Linked DNA regions of Homo sapiens: region 1 is linked to region 2. The links are chromatin loops, found by intact Hi-C in ENCODE. Cell type or tissue: HCT116. All regions are shown on one strand. Each heading gives the region's core, and the rest is flanking DNA. Links, peaks and the distances in the headings are about the cores only. Region 1 overlaps SAP30L (SAP30 like). Region 2 holds the start of LOC107986464 (a long non-coding RNA gene).

The links. Hi-C counts contacts between places; a loop is a spot of excess contacts. Peaks named below come from ENCODE experiments on the same cell type or tissue, not always from the same donor. Only the 100,000 strongest peaks of a DNase experiment are listed, where the experiment ranks them.
Region 1: it touches region 2 in a loop (5-fold over the local background); 12 of 110 quality-filtered maps call a loop at or near these places.

What each region holds. Positions count from the first base shown.
Region 1 is chr5:154,457,502-154,465,833 of GRCh38, forward strand. It overlaps SAP30L (SAP30 like), which reads left to right. Exons shown (of 4, transcript NM_024632.6): 4 at 1-3,552. Among named protein-coding and RNA genes, the nearest start is that of SAP30L, 16 kb to the left of the region's middle. In HCT116, for the core only: a CTCF peak has its summit at 4,210 (motif pointing left); a DNase peak (open chromatin) is centred at 7,830.
Region 2 is chr5:153,969,679-153,978,010 of GRCh38, forward strand. It overlaps LOC107986464 (a long non-coding RNA gene), which reads right to left and starts at 4,285. Exons shown (of 3, transcript XR_001742937.1): 1 at 4,163-4,285. It overlaps LOC107983980 (a long non-coding RNA gene), which reads right to left and starts at 7,511. Exons shown (of 3, transcript XR_001742534.1): 1 at 7,377-7,511; 2 at 6,585-6,678; 3 at 4,356-6,215. In HCT116, for the core only: a CTCF peak has its summit at 4,898 (motif pointing right); a DNase peak (open chromatin) is centred at 4,883; H3K27me3 peaks cover 268 bases.

The DNA of each region.
Region 1 (8,332 bases), core at 322-8,321, 490 kb after region 2:
CACCATCACAGAGAAGTCAGGACTAAACCCCCTACTGAGCAGGGCGGCGGAGTGTCCAAAGGTCTCAGTTCTGTGGAGCAGAGTACCACGCTTTCTGTGGAATGGGGACAGGGTCACCACGCTCACTAAAATGCAGTATGTTCCATTGCAGCAAAGCTTTCGCCTGTGTTCAAAATGCATGTCTAGCAGATTGCAGCCTTTTAAATTAAATATATATAAATGGTTGTATATAGAATATACTCTGGACTGTGAGGGCATCCTATTTTGGTATGCCTCCTGGCTGTGGATGGCATGTCCAGTGCTCTGTGAGTGTTTTCAGTCATTCACATTCACTATGTGTTTAGAGATTCTCTCCCTGCTTACAGCTGAAGGATGTTGATACAGGCATCAAGAAGGCTGAGGGGCAGATGGGGCCTGCAGGTTAAGGCATTGTTAACTTGCTCCATGGAAATGTCCATATCTTAATGAGTAAAAAAGTGTATTTTTCTGATACGTAAACCAGAATTGTGGGCGTGTAGGTCACATCACTATTTCTTTAGCAGCAAATCTGTTTTCCCAGTTGAGAGAGACAATAGCTTCTGCACAAGAATATATGATGGTAGGATCCATCTGTTCAATTGTGTCTGAAAGAATCTTTATTCCAAAGCGAAACCTGGGGAAATGTTTTACCTTCAGCCAGATGCTGTGTGTGTACTTGGGTCCCTTGTCTTTCCTCTAAGGAGAGGTGCTTGTGGAAAGTGGAGGTTGTGGGCATCTTTTCAACCTTTTCAATCTGACCTTTCAACAGGTCAGGTGAGAGAAAAGACAAAGCTATTTGAACCTATGTTTTTCTTATGTCCAGAAATCTGTTCTTTCATCAAACCACTAAACCACTCGCCTTAGCCTCTTCTGCAGTTTCTGGTGGCTCTATCTGTGGGCAAGGGACTCCTGCCTGTGAGAAGTGGCCAGGCCCTCCAGAGCAACGGGGTCTGGCTTCAGGGAGCAGTGGGGTGTGGGGAAAGCAATGTTCATCTTGGCTGCTCCATTTTTATACCATCCATCAAGGACTCTTGCGCTTCTCTCCACCTGTGACGTAGCAGCATTGCCTTCTTTCCTCTTGGTGCTTCTGGGCAAAACTGGAATTTGAAATCCAGAACTGGCGTTGTCTTCTTAAAGAGTATGGTTCCTGCCTCAGTTCCAGCCTGGTATGGTTCTTTGATATGCCCTGAAGGTTCTCACATGGAAACATCAGTATCCTGCCATTCATGTTGTTTTAAGATGTTTTAAAAACCAATGGACAAACTTCTTGCTTCAAGGAACAAACTCTTAGGTTGGCAACAGCATATAAAAAAAAAGATCACAGCTGAATCTCATGAAAGATTAAAAACCAAAGGATTCAAGACCGGTGTTGTAAAATGAAGAGGAATTTTACTTACATGTTACAGCTGCCAAGTTTTTAGATGTTCCTGTCATAGCTAAATAGTCACTGCTAGCCTTTCAGAGAACAGATAGTAACAATTGTTTGCAGCTGCAGTGTTGCATCTAATTTTGGTGTTTAGGCTTTTTATTTTGTGGGAAGCTTTTTGTTAATATCCTGCAGGGCAACTGCCTGTTGGGAGGGAGAGGATGGAAGAAGGAGCTTACTCTGGGGGCCTTGCCTATTGAGGGAGGCTGTTGCCCAGAGCAGTTGCTTCATGGAAGTCATCCAAAGGCGCTCTCAGTCATTACAATGACAGGATCTCAAAGTTGGGAAAGGGCTGTTAAGTCATCCAGTCTAGTCTCCACATAGGTGCTGACATTCTGCCTACAACCATCCCACCAAGGGGTTGAGCAGTCTGGACTTAAACACCTCCGAGGACAGAGAACCCACTACCTCGTGGAGAAGCCTGTTCTTTGTAAACCTCTGGCTTTTCTATGTTCTCTGTAATTTCCATCTTAGTCTCTGCCCCATGGGGGCCACATGGGACAAGTTATTTTTGGCAAAGCACCTAATTGCTGGCACTGTCCCAAAGCATAGCGTTTGCCTTTTGGAAAGAAACAATGCTAGGACATGGACACTTTGGTACACTGTCCTTACCCCTGAGTATTAGTCCACTCAGTTCCTTGTTGGAGAATGTTGAGAAAACCCTACTGGCTGGCTTGTTTCTGCCAAAGCTTGGGGAGAGGAGAGGGGGATGAGAAGATGTTAGCAGCCTGCTAAACCTCAGACAGATGAGGACTCAGTTCTGTGCTTGCCCCACAAAAACGGATGCTCACATCATCAGGAAATTGTTCAGCTGGAGGATTTATAACTTCGTTGCTTTGCATGAAGTTTAAAGTTTTCATGGTTGCCCAGGGCTTGTACCTTAGATTCCTGTAAGGACTTTGCACTGTTTTTGCTGAGAAAACAACGCTTCAGGACTTAAGGTCTAAGCGTCAGAGAAGTGCCGTATTTTCAAGGTGGAAAGTCTGTTAAGCTTGCTGTTGTCCAATCATCCGTTTTTAGAGATGGGGAAACTAAAACTCAAAAAGATGTGCCTGAGGTCATATGGCATTATCAGAACCAACCTCTGGCCCTCTTGACCTGTCTAGCATTCTTTCTTTCTGACCTATAGGATGACTCTAATTCAGTCTAAATCGGCTGCCCTCAGATTCTTGAGAACTTAAAATTGAGCAGAAATTCCCAAGGCCAACCTAGCTCTCAGGGACCAACCTGCAGAACTCAAGATTGAGCGAAATGTTTAGGCCAGTTGAGTTTTGCAAAATGAGTGGTAAGGGAAAACAGATCTAGCCTGTTATTTAAAACCAGGGTTCAAAAGCCCTATTGGGAGAGGTAGTATTGTCCTAGCATTTAAATTCTCATGAAATGTGCTTGGTCTGTGATCTCTTGGTCAGATATCTGCCTTCCAGGCGATCCTTTGAGGTTGTGTAATTCAGCTGGCCCTGGCTCCTGGTCCCTGTTACTGAGCTGGGCAGTCGAACCGAAGGGCAGATGAGCTCAAGATCATGCCTTGGGAAGCATGGTGCTCTAGGGGTGCCTTTTTATTCCTTTCATTGTATTATAGACTGTTTCCAAGTTTATGGTTAGAAATGGTAAAGTGGGTCTGGTGTTTTGAGGTAGAACCCAGCCTAGGGCAAGATATGAACTGTTCTTGAGGTAGAAATGTCTACAGTCAGTTGTTTCATCTAGCTTGCATCTTAAAACACAAACCCTTCAGTTGCTTTCACTTAATGCACACATTTGCCAATGACAGAGGGTTATACAGGATCCTTCTTTTACATTTCTATTGTCTGCTACGCTCATCAGAGTATATTTTGGGGTACAAGGTTTTGGGGGTTTTTTTTCCCATTTTGTAACTGCCTTATTGAAAAGTAAGTGCCCTTCCATTCCAGGCCTCCTCATATTGTACTTGTTTCCTGCCAAATCTGGGGGATCATTTGTATTTTAACTTCGTAATCTATGGCTCTGTACTGTTGAAAGGCTCTCAATTCTGTGGGGTCTCCTTAGTATGTATGTGACTTTTCATGTTGCAATATCACACGATGGGATGGCCCGACTTTTGCTCTTAATAAATAATCTGAATGAGTAAGAGACCCTCTGTCTTCCCTTTGAATTTTTATATAGAATTCAGATGCTTTCACTTCCACATTTGGCCCCTGGCAGTGTATTACAGTGATTAATGACAGTGGTCTTTCCTCCCAGCTCCAAATACTAGCACCTACATCCCCAGTGCACACTGAGTTTAGATCCCAGAAGGTTAGGCCCAAGTTCCAGTACTGCTATCCCATTCACTCACCTGGAAAGAGACTGACTGGGTCCAACAGCCTGAGTCTGGAGCTCAACTTCCATGTAGTGTACTGGATGCACTGGGCAAATAGAGTTCTCTCTCTGGGTCTTCAGTTCTCCATCTAAATAAACTGTATGGAGGATTGATTGCACATTGAAATATCTGCAGAGGGTGAGCTGCAAACTGGAAAACTCAGGTCCCTTCTAAGGGCAGCCACTACTCAGCTCCCCGCTACTGTAGCCTTATGGGCACACCAGCCCTGTGTGACCGGGTCTTGCAATTTGACTGGAGAAGCTGGAAATTCAGATCTTCATGTAAACATCCCAATGTTTAAATGTCTCAAAGACATTTTTAACAGCGTGTGACCTGGAGTTTCTTCACCTACAGTAGAGTCTTGCTATTTAAAGTTGGTCCATCATCTGGGCACTTGTTGGAAATGCAGAATCTCCCAGCCCCTCCTGCTGGCCGTCTACTGAATCAGAATCTGCATAGTAGCAAATTCCCTAGGGATACTACAGCTTGAGAAGCCAGGGCAGTATGACTGCACGTTCCTGGTGGAGGTCCCTGAGGCTACCGGATGACGCCTCTCGCCTGTCCTCACAGTGCTAGAGAAGAGAAAGGCAAGCCTCAAGTTCAGGTCTCCCACTTCAAGCCTGTCTCTAGTGCCACTTTACCACAGCTTTGTCCTCAGCAGAATGAAAAGGGAGAAGTGCAATAAATATTTGTCTTTATCATATTAGTTACATAGAAGTAATACATCTTAGCTCTAAAATTTTAAGCCTTACAGAAATTTTAAAAGTGCAGATCCTTTCCTTCCCACATCCTTCTCCTCTCCCATTCCACTCCCCTGTAAGGAGTGTGGAGGGTGGCTTTTCATGAGATATTTGAGAGGACAGGAAGTCCTGGCTCTCACCAAGGAGCTCACAGAATTAGTGATGGATTGTTGCTGAAGGACACCATCATTTACAGGGTCCCTGAGTTGCTTTAGAAAGCAAAGGAAGTTCCAGTTTTCATACTGTGTTTCTTAGCATAAGTAGTTGCTTCCCCTCCTCTGCCATCCTCCCATTCTTTTTTTTCTTTTTTTTTTTTTTTTTTGAGACGGAGTCTCACTTTTTCACCTAGGCTGGAGTGCAGTGGCGCAGTCTCGGCTCACTGCAAGCTCCGCCTCCCGGGTTCATGCCATTCTCCTGCCTCAGCCTCCTGAGTAGCTGGGACTACAGGCGCCCACCACTGCTAATTTTTTGTATTTTTAGTAGAGACGGGGTTTCACCGTGTTAGCCAGGATGGTCTCGATCTCCTGACCTCGTGATCCACCCGTCTTGGCCTCCCAAAGTGCTAGGATTACAGGCGTGAGCCACCGCACTCGGCCTCTCCCATTCTTTTATACTGTGTCTAACCATGGGGGCCTGCCTGCTGTCCTCACACACTGAATGGCAAAGGGGTGCTTTGTCCCCACACTTTGAAAACTGGCTGACCCCCTGCTGCAGTAAACATCCCTTGATGATCCACAGATATCAATTTAATGGAAAGATGGAGATGAACCCACATGTTAATATGCTATTAGAACAGAAGTTTCACGAGGAACCCAACACCCTTTTATTTTCTTTTCAAAATAGAGCTTTAGGACATCGAATATCAGATCATCTGAGGTCCGGTGTTTTAATCCCAGCACTTTGGGAGGCCGAGGCGGGCGGATCACAAGGTCAAGAGATCAAGACCATCCTGGCCAACATGGTGAAACCCTGTCTCTACTAAAAATACAAAAATTAGCTGGGCATGGTAACACGCACCTGTAGTCCCAGCTACTCAGGAGGCTGAGGCAGGAGAATCGCTTGAACCCGGCGGAGGTTGCAGTGAACCAAGATCGTGCCACTGCACTCAGCCTGGCGACAGAGCAAGACTCCATCTCAAAAAGAAAAAAAGTGTGGCACTTGCCACCCCTTACCCCCATCAGAATCCCCTAAGCACTCTGTTGCAATGCCAATTCCTGGGCCCCCATTCCAGATCCTCAGAATGAAAAGCTCAGGGTCTAAGTCCCAGTAATAATGATTTTTAAAATTTCTCCAGGTAAGACTTAAGCTCAATAAAGTTGAGAAGCACCAATCTGGTCCAGAGGTTTCCCAATCCCAGCACAGAGATGAACAGCTTCAGTATCACCTGTTCAAATACTAGTTAAAAGTTCCCCTTGAGCTCTCTTTCATGAGAATTTTCTCAAGTGAAGCCCAGGAAACTATGTTTTTATAAAATCCTCTCGGATGCTGGGCGCGTTTTATAAAATCCTCTCGGATGCTATAATCGCAGCAATTTGGGAGGCCGAGGTGGGTGGATCACTCGAGGTCAAGAGTTCGAGACCAGCCTGGCCAACATGGCGAAACCTTGCCTCTACCATACAAAAACATTTAGCTGGGCATGGTGGCACATGCCTGTAATCCCAGCTACTAGGGAGGCTAAGACAGGAGAATCGCTTGAACCCAGGAGGCGGAGGTTGCAGTAAGCCAAGATTGCACCACTGCACTTCCAGCCTGGGCGACAGAGCAAGATTCTTATCTCAAAAAAAAAAAAAATCCTTTCAGAAATTTATCTGCACATCCAGGTTTAGGAACCACTGAGTCCAATCCCCTAAGGCCCTGGTCAAGAAAGTATTATAACTATGTTACGTTCAGCATCAAACAGCTCAGAAGTGGCAGAGTCTGAGCAAACAGAGTGGCTGACACTGTTGTCATTCAAATGGATGATCTTCAGTCTGCAGAAAACCAGAATGAAAATAACCCACCATTCCAGCCCAAGACCTGACACAGAGGAGGACACTATATTTATTTAGTACTGGGACTGAGTCTTCTGTGTACTCAACAGTTTTTTGTCTACAAAGATCTTCTATATTCAGGAATAATAATAGCTATCAAGTACAGAGTCCATGCCAGACAATGGCTAATAGTTTTATGTGCATTAATTCATTTAATCTCACTACAATCATACAAAGTAGGAACTATTATTAACTCCAATTTATAGAGATGTAAATACAGTCTCAGAAAAGCTGAGGAACTTGCCCCAGTAACAATGAGAGCCAAAGAGGTAAAGGCACTCCCAGGATGGATCCCCAAGGCTTGCCTCGCTCTAGGGATACTGCTGTCAACCCCACCGTCCAAGAACTCAGAATGCCAAGCTCTGAAGCAGCGCAGCTACAACAGTTACCCTTGTCCCAATCAACTGGATTTACTAAACTTTAATGAGGGATTTTGAGAAGTCACTAGGACTCTAGTTAAGAAATTTAATAGGGTTTAATGGAGGTTAACAAGGTACATCCAACCTTCTAGCCAGGTTTTAACTTACCAGAGCTGAACAGAGATTAACAAGCCCAGGAGGTGTAAAGGCACCTGCATGATTTAATGGGGTTAATGAAACTGTCAGAGGTTGGCTGAGAGGGAGAGAACTGGAGCATGCTGCTGTTAACAGTCGATCTGGTTGAGGTCAACAGACATTTATTAAACAGCTGAAGCCTGCCCTGTTCTGCCCTGGGCACCACAAGGGTAGCCAGTTAAGAAAGACCACAACTGATATGGCAACCATGGTTAGTCCTGGTTGGTGATTTTGGAGTAAATTTGACTCTCTTCTTTGTGCTTTCTTGGTATCATCTAAACTGGTTATAATGAACACAAATCATTTTCACCGTAACTGTAAAATAGCAAAGCATTTTTAAGTGCCTTCAAAGCACTTACTACCTGCTTGCATAGTTTACTTTACATATTCCCGAAACATATAGAAAGTAGTAAGAGAAGTAAAAGCAACAACAATAATACAACCTTAAATTTGAGCAGCACTTAAAGTGTTGTACAGCGCTGTCATCCATCACTTCTGTGAGTTTTTGTCACGCTATGAAACAGTGATATACAAAGTCACACTGGTAGTGGAGAAGACAGAGAAAATCTTCATCTTCCGCCTCCCGAATTGGTACTGTTTTTTCACTGAGCACTTACAATGTGACAGTCCCAATGGTAAGTAAGCACTGTACATGCCTTGATAACCCTATGAGATGAGTATTATTATTATCCCCATTTTATAGATGAAAAAATCGTTTAGAAGGGTGAAGTGGCTTGCCCAAGGTCACCAGGAAACGGTGGGGATGAGTCACACAGGTTCCAGCGTCCACTATGTCATGCTGCCTAATACTTGAGTAAGATAATATTTCGCAAGAGCATTGTTTAGAACAGTGAAGAACTGGAAACAGCCTATATATCAAATACTAGGAGACTGGTCTTGAAAGCATTATACATATGTCATAATTGTAAAATAATGTTTAATGACATAGAAAGATATGCATATCAGCTTAGAAATACTATATATGTAAACATATGTATACAGAGTATCTATATACAACTATATGGAATATGTATCTGTATAGATATATGTTTATATACATAGTATACATGTATATTTATACACACATATCTGTAACTATGACCATATATAATTTTTTTTCTTTGAGACAGGGTCTCACTTTGTCACCAGGTGATTGGAGTACAGTGGTGCGATCTTGGCTCACTGTGGCCTCAACCTCCCAGGCTGAAGTGATCCTCCTGCCTCAGTCC
Region 2 (8,332 bases), core at 306-8,305:
TGAAATTTGTGTGGTGAATACAATTCTCTCCTTCTTATAGGCCCAGTGCCCCCAGCATCTTAACGCTCTGTGAGGTCATGGTGCAAGGCAACTGTTTAACTTCGAGTTTCTCACACTTACTTGACAGCTTCATTTTTCTTTAATAAAACCTATTTAACATCTCAAGAAACTAGTGTTCCAGTGGTCACAATCAGAAAATGGGAGGGAGCTGGCTTTTCAGACATTTTAGCTCTAAAGGAGGTAATTTATGATGATCTGGGAAGCCTTCCCTTCCTTCTTTTCCTCAGCTATCCTTCTGCCAGAAAAAATAAATAAATAAATAATGAAATAAAAATAAACCTATACTTTATAGGAATTACAGCCTTAAAGTAAAAGGACAAAATTACAATGGCAGATTTTGAGGCTCTGGCCAGCGACATGGGAAGGCAGAAGAACAGGGCCGTGAAATCTTTGTCCTCTGTCATTTACTGAAGATCTAACCTTCAGCAAGTTTCTTAACTTTTCTGGGCCCTAGGTCCCTGTTCTGTGAACGGATCAAATGAATTACTAAGTAACAAGTGCTTAGACCAGCACCTGAAAGATTCATAGCATCCAAATAAACTTCCATATTGTTAATGGCCTTTATTATCTGAAAAGATGTGAATTTAGTGATTTTTCCACGCACATGGTAACTTGAGGATCTCATGACTTAGTAATACAGTCCTTTATGTACATAATTGTGGAGCAAAATGGACAAAGGACAGAAGAGAGACAGTAGGCACTAGGAAAGTTTACAAAGGGAAGGACTCGTGTGTGCCTCAGGTTCACTGGGAGTGGGAAGGTTAGCTGGGTCAAGCATGAGCAGAGAGGAAAGTAAGTGCAGTCCTAGGGCAGGAAAAGCATCAGTCAGCAAAGGCCTGCAGGTGCCAATGAGCACAGCCCAAGCCTAATTAACTCTGCTCCATGTGAGCAGAGAGTTTGTTCCAAGAAGATTGCTGTTGACAAGACACCAAACCAACCACTGGGAGTTGGCGGCTTTGTTGATGTTTGGCTGAGGAATAGAGTCATCTCCAGGTCCTGGAGATAACGAGAAGTGACAGACGATCTGTTGAGCAGAATGGAGCATTTGCTTCCCCAGCTTGCAACATTTGCTTCCCTGCTGTATCTGTGAGGGCCCCTCCTCAAAGTCCCTCCAAGGCTGGGTTGGTTGAGAACCATGTCTTTGCAAGAAAAAGAAACCTACTGAGGCCCGTTCAAGAGTCAGAGTTTCTTGGGAAGATTTGGGGGTGTCTTGGAGAAGGCAAAAGCAAGAAGGTCAGCTGGGCCTTGGGAAAAACTGGAAAAACACCTAGTGCCAGGGCAGGCGCTCTGTCTCTGTCTCTCTGACTTTTTCTCTTTCATTATCTCTTTCTCTCTGAATCAATCTGGATTCTCTATTCCAGTCTCTCTCTCCCTGTGTGTCTGAGCTTATATTTCTTTGTCTCTCTCCATCTCTTTGTGAATGTGTTTTCCCTTTTTGCCTCCTCCCCCCATCTTTACTCAGTCTCTTGCTTCCTGTGTGTCTCTCTCTTCCTCCTCTCTTGTGTGTGTGTATCTGTGTTTCTGTGTGTCTCGCTCGGTGTCTTTCTCTCTGTTTCCCTGTCTCTGTGTGTGTGTCTCTGTGTCTTTCTCCCTGTTGAATGTATGTGATTTTCTCCCTGTCTCTCCCCATCTCCTCTCTCCATCCTCACCCTTTCTGTCACCACCTCAACCCTCGAGGTGGTGAGAGAAAGAAAATTACCACCTCAACCCTGGAGTCTACTTGACCTCTTAGTTCCAACGCCCAGTGATAACTCCCTTTCAAGATGACCATTCCTGGTCTAACAGTTTCAGCCAAGGAGAGTCACCAAGATAGCTTCAGGGGTCCATTCCTTCATCTAAGAAGGGGTCTGGGATGGACACTCACCCTAAAGTGTGGCTCCTACAGCAGGACAGAACTGCATGGTGAAAAGAGTACTCAATTCGAAGTCAGGTGATTGGGTCTCCTATTAGCACTGTGTGGTCTGAGGCCAGGAACTACCCTGCTGTGTCTAAAATATTCCAGCTAGAAAATGAGGAATTGGATAAGGTACCCTGTTACAAATACTTCTAGCCCCCCAAATTCTATGATATTCTACTTACAAAACAGGTATAGAGGCCAGGCGCAGTAGCTCATGCCTGTAATCCCAGCACTTCGGAAGGCCAAGGAAGGAGGGCAAATCACCTGAGGTCAGGAGTTCAAGACCAGCCTGGCCAACATGGCAAAACCCTATCTCTACTAAAAATACAAAAATTAGCCAAGCGTGGTGGCAGGCGCCTGTAATCCCAGCTACTCGGGAGGCTGAGGCAAGAGAATTGCTTGAACGCGGGAGGTGGAGGTTGCAGTAAACTGAGATTGCACCATTGCACTCCAGCCTGGGTGACAGAGAGAGACTCTGTCTCAAAAAAAAAAAAAAAAACATAGAGACTAGGAAAAACAGAGAACGTGGAAAATGGCAAGGAAGCAGAACATTTAAAAAAGAGAAAATCATGTCCTGTAAGCAAGAGTTGGTAAGAACTGTCTCTAGAGCAAGGGGCTGTTATTCCTGAGATGCCAGAGAAGGGGATCTGTGGTTCCTGAAGTTCAACGTGCCTCATCTGCAGAGGCTGTTTTAGGTGCAGATTCCCAGGTCCATCCCAGACGGTCTGATTCAGTAAGTCACCCCCAGTGACTCTGGTGCAAGGGGTCTCAGAACCACCCTTGAGAAATGCTGAGTGAGACTTTTCAAAGGATTAGAGCTGCCTTACTAGGAACTGGGCTTTCTGTGGAGGGCAGTCTTCTCCCTGCCTTTGAGGGCACACAAGAAAGGCAGGGCTACCCTTCTCATTCTCTATTTCTCTAGCACTCTGAAGTTCTAACAGAAACAAGACTGCACTGGGAGCTGAAGATCCAAGTGGGGAAAGGTTTCAATGTCTACCTCTTTCTCTGGGCTTCACTCTTTAAACTAGAGGCCATACACATCAGAGAAATGCAAATCAAAACCACAATGAGATACCATCTCACACCCGTTAGAATGGCAATCATTAAAAAGTCAGGAAACAACAGGTGCTGGAGAGGATGTGGAGAAATAGGAACACTTTTACACTGTTGGTGGGACTGTAAACTAGTTCAACCATTGTGGAAGTCAGTGTGGTGATTCCTCAGGGATCTAGAACTAGAAATACCATTTGACCCAGCCATCCCATTACTGGGTATATACCCAAAGGATTATAAATCATGCTGCTATAAAGACACATGCACACGTATGTTTATTGCGGCACTATTCACAATAGCAAAGACTCGGAACCAACCCAAATGTCCAACAACGATAGACTGGATTAATGTGGCACACATACACCATGGAATACTATGCAGCCATAAAAAAAGATGAGTTCATGTCCTTTGTAGGGACATGGATGAAGCTGGAAACCATCATTCTCAGCAAACTATCACAAGGACAAAAAACCAAACACCGCATGTTCTCACTCATAGGTGGGAACTGAACAATGAGAACACATGGACACAGGAAGGGGAACATCACACATTGGGGCCTGTTGTGGGGTGGAGGGAGGGGGGAGGGATAGCATTAGGAGATATACCTAATGTTAAATGACGAGTTAATGGGTGCAGCACACCAACATGGCACATGTATATATATGTAACCAACCTGCATGTTGTGCACATGTACCCTAAAACTTAAAGTATAATAAAAATATACACATATTAAAAAATAAATAAATAAATAAATAAATAAACTAGAGGCCATACATCTTATCTCCAGAGAAGAGAAGGGAGGATACAAGAGTCAATTAATCCTCCTGTGCCTCTTCCATTACAGCTGAGCTTTTAAAGACTGGACTCTGGGTCAGTGGGAATGCCTCCGAGATACGTTCTGGGCTGAAAAATAAAGTACTACCCTCTCATTGAAGCCTTCAAATTCCTCCAGCTTCCATGCATCTCCCTCCTCTGAGGATCCATAGCACCTGGGCTAAGTTGGTACCAATCAGCACCTGGGGTTTTATGTGGCTTGAGAAGAACCCAGACATATCTGAATTTCTATTTTAACAGGGGACTCAAGAATTCACAAAGCACCTTCACACCAACCATCCATTTAATCTCAGTAATCTCATGGAGCTGATTGTGTACCTGATGGAAAGACTGAGGATCCAAGAGGCTGGGCTGGAAAAAGGGCAGAGCTGGAGGAGAATGTAGGCCTCTGCCTCCCTCTTCCTTCCATGTCCTCATTCCATTTCCTCCAGGAAAGCTGTGGCTTGGAGAGATGGGCGGGTGGGAGGGGAGCACTCCACCTCATGAGGGCTGGAGCTGGGACCAGGAGGGAGTGGGTTGTTGTGGTAGCAAGTGGATGGAGCAGTGTGCTTGTTAGGCTGATGGCCCTGTCTCAGAAGCAAGGGGAAGAGGTAATCAGCTGGGATAGAAAGCTGGGAGAAAGAGGAGGCAGCAAGACAGAGTGGGGGACAGTATGGATTTGGGTGTCAGGAAACCTGGAACCTACATGTGTGACCTGAAGCAAGACTCTACTTCTCCACAGGTGAAGGTTGCCTCAGTTTCTGCACCTGTACATTGAGGAGGTTACATTCACTGTTCTCCAATGTACCTTCCTCCTCTAACACTTGGGCTTGTCCATCACTGGCTGCCTCCCTGACTCTCTACCGAGCCACTATCAGCAGAAGGCTGAATAACATGCGCCAATATGACCCAAAGACCACAGAAATTCCCTAGACTTTTAGGATAACTCTGTTGCTGTCCTATTCCACTTCCCACCCACCACAGCCAGAAAGTTTCCTAGAAGCCTCAAAATTCTCAGGTCACACTGGATGGCAGGCAATGCTGCAAAAAGCTACAGTGACAAAAACTGACCAGAAGATGGAGCCAAATGCCCTGGAATCCGAAACAGTTTTATTTGTCGAATTTTTAATTCTAGGGCTACAGAGCAGAAACTAAAGCCACAAAGGCAGTAAGAGATGTACTCAAGGTCCCCCATCTGCTCAGGGGCAGGGCTGGGAACCACGCCAATCTCTGCGGTCCCACACGTAATTCTACAGTGTCTGTTTCAAAGGTATAGGTGGTTCTCTAGAGAGACCCAAAGTTTTCTTCTAGACAGAGGTTCCAGACTCAAGGTCAGAAAACTCAGGCTGCTTAGGGCAGTGGAAGGAGCACTGTGCTGGGAGTCAAGGGACCCTGGTCTGAGTCTGACCCTGCTCTGATTCCCTGTGTGACACTGAGCACTCTCTCCACCCACCCTGGGGTGACATCAGCCCTTTGGCCAGAGCTTGTCCTATGCCTCACCACTCAGTTCACTTCTGCCCTGGGATTTAGCAGCTCTGGGGCCCAACCCAGCTCTCCTATGACTCCTGACATGACCTCTGGCAAGTTCCTTCACCCTCCAGGACTCAGTTTCCCTGTGTGCTCTCAGAGTACTGGGTCCAAGACCACAGTCTGATGCCTTTTACCAGCACTCCTGCCAGCTCCTTGTCACTGCTGCTGCTGTCCGTCTCACTGCCTTTGTCCTCCTGCCAGGGAGACATCATGTCCACATGAGGGTCCTGGGGCTAGGCTAGGTCCTCCCACCATATCTGGAGCCCCCACTGCATTCAGAGGACCTCCCCCTTCCCCAGACCCAGCTAGGTATGGAACATGCACAGGGCACTAAACAGGAAAACAAGTTATTATAGGGAGCTACGCTGAGAAGCAATGACAGAGAAGTATGACCTGGGACAGTGAAGGAAACATGGCACTGGGGAAACAGATACTTTAGTCCAAATTCCGACAGTAGCTTTTAGAAGCCTACGGCCTTAACCTAATTCACCCTAAAATATAAACAGCTGCTATCAGATACTTTCCAGAGAGCGTGATAAAGGTAGAAGGAGGGAGAGGGCCCCAGGCATTGAGGAGCTGAAAGGAGAGGATAGAGGAGAAAGAAGCAACCAGAGAAAATCTGTGGGAGTGGAAGGGGAAAACTAACTTTTCCTACCTTAGGACATCTCCAAAGCTGCTCCAACCAGAAGGCAACGACACAGGTTAAAGAGATGTTTCCTTGGAAGATACATGTCCAGAGAGAAAGGAGAATGTTTTCTGGGAATACCACTTCTTAGACACCGGACTTAGACAAATGACTCTTTGATGGAGCGGGAACTCTTTCCCCAACTCTGCTCGGAATCAGCAGCCAAGTTCCTCAGCTCTGGAGAAAGGAACAGTGGCCATAAAGTCACCACTGCCCTATGAAGCCACAGTCCCTTTTCCCAGGCCTCTCAGCCCAACTTGTTAATTTCTATAGGTGGGTTTTGAATCCATCCATATAGCTATTTAATGTTGATTGGTTTATTCATGAAGCACCAAAGTCACTTCAGATGGCCAATAGCACTGTTCCTGGGTCCTCTTATCCCTGAGCAAAGCCAGCTTCTCCTCTTCCCAGGACACCTACTTACTAGGATCAGCCCGACCTGGGCAGCGCAGTCACTCCAGCAAGACATCCATACGGGCTGGTGGCTATGACCAATAAGCCTCACCTCCTGACTGTTCTGACCCAGTAGGGGTCCAGGAGACTCACCACCTTCTCCACCTCTGCTGCTCCTCACGGAGGTTACTCTGCAGCTTCCCCTTCTCTTTCCGCGGCGTCTTCTTGTAATCATCTTTGCCAAACCCTGGAGGGGATGATGGAGAGAAAACAGATTCAGGTGAGAGGCTGGCTTAACAACACAACCTGCAGTGATCAGGATCTGCTTCCTCTTTATCCACCTCCCATCCTCCCTCTCCTCACTCTTATAAGTGTATCAGGTTTTTTCAGCTTTCTTAAAACACTTTCACATCTATTATATTATTCAATTAGAGCCTCATTGCCACTTTCCAAGGTGGGCAGGGAAGGGATTAGGAACCCATTTTACAGAAGAAGAAACTGAGGTCCACAGAAGGAGGGAGACATTTCTAAAATGATACAAGAAAACTGTTGCCATGGGACTAGAACCTCAGACTCCTTCCTCCCAGTCCTGCCAAGTAGGGCAGGACTATGAATGAGGGAAACATCCCAGCTCACACATCAACATTGACTGGTGGTGCTATAGTTAAGAACACCCCAGGAAAGACCCGGAGCCCCTGCTAAGCACTGCACAGCCTGGGGTCAGCCTTTGGGGTTCCTGTGGGCTATCAGAATGGGTATGCGGTCACCTGATATAATGTAATGACACAAGCGTAACCAGATGATGCATGTACATATGACATGCATGAGCTAGTGCATCTGAAATTCAACAATTTACAGATGTAAGTTCCCCAGTGGCCATTTATTTCTGCTCATAGTTCGCATGGCCTCTGACCCCAGTATTGTTTATCTGTAGTTCCAGACTACCTGACAGACAACATTTTCTGTAGATCCTAATCCAGATTTCTGGCAACTCTGGAGATAGTTTCCTGCTGATAAGCCCCCTTCTTCCACTGCACCCCAAGTCACAGCCCCCTGAAGAACATGCCTAGGATACAGAGAAAACAATCTCATATAAGCAGGAACACAGAAACTCACACCTTAGGACAGAATTCGTCTCAACTGAGATGTATTGCTTCTGTGTACATCAACCTGAGAACAAAGAATAATAGCAGCTGACATCTTCCTGGGACATTCTGATACAGACAGCTGGTTTATGAACATTATCTTACCTGAGGAGCACTCAGCCCTATGAGATAAACATTGTTAGCCCATTTGATAAATGAAGAAATGGAGGCTCATAGGGGTTAGAGGAATTTCCCAAGCACTCACAGGGAGTCAGCGGCCACACAGAGTTCTTCAGATATCTCCCGACAAAAGACAGAGTTGGGTCAGGCCCAAGGTGGGGTACAGAATCAGGCCCCTTTGAAGCTGCATATACCTCCTTGTTCTCCTATCTTATGTCTCCCTCATCAAGGCCTTGGCCTCAAAGAGCCCACAAGCCTGAAGGGCTCCCCTCCATAGGGAAGGCTTCACCATGGTGCTCCGCACACAGACCCCCCCACAGGGAGGGTGTCTCCAGCCCGGGGAGCACAGGTTCCGGGGACCCACAGCCCTGATACCTTGTTTCAGAGGAGGGATGACAACCATCTAGAGTCTACACCTCTATTCTTCATAAATCCACCCAGCCCTGAACTCCACAAGCACAGCTGTGCTGGATGAGCAAGTGTGTTCCTTCTCAGCCTGGATTGTTTTATTCTTTCCTAAGAATGCCGACACCTCCCCGCTGCCACCTTCAACAGAAAACTTGCCCAGAGCAGAGAGCACAGGGCATTAAAAATGGGACTGCAGATGGTGAGGACTGGAAGAACAGTTATATAAGG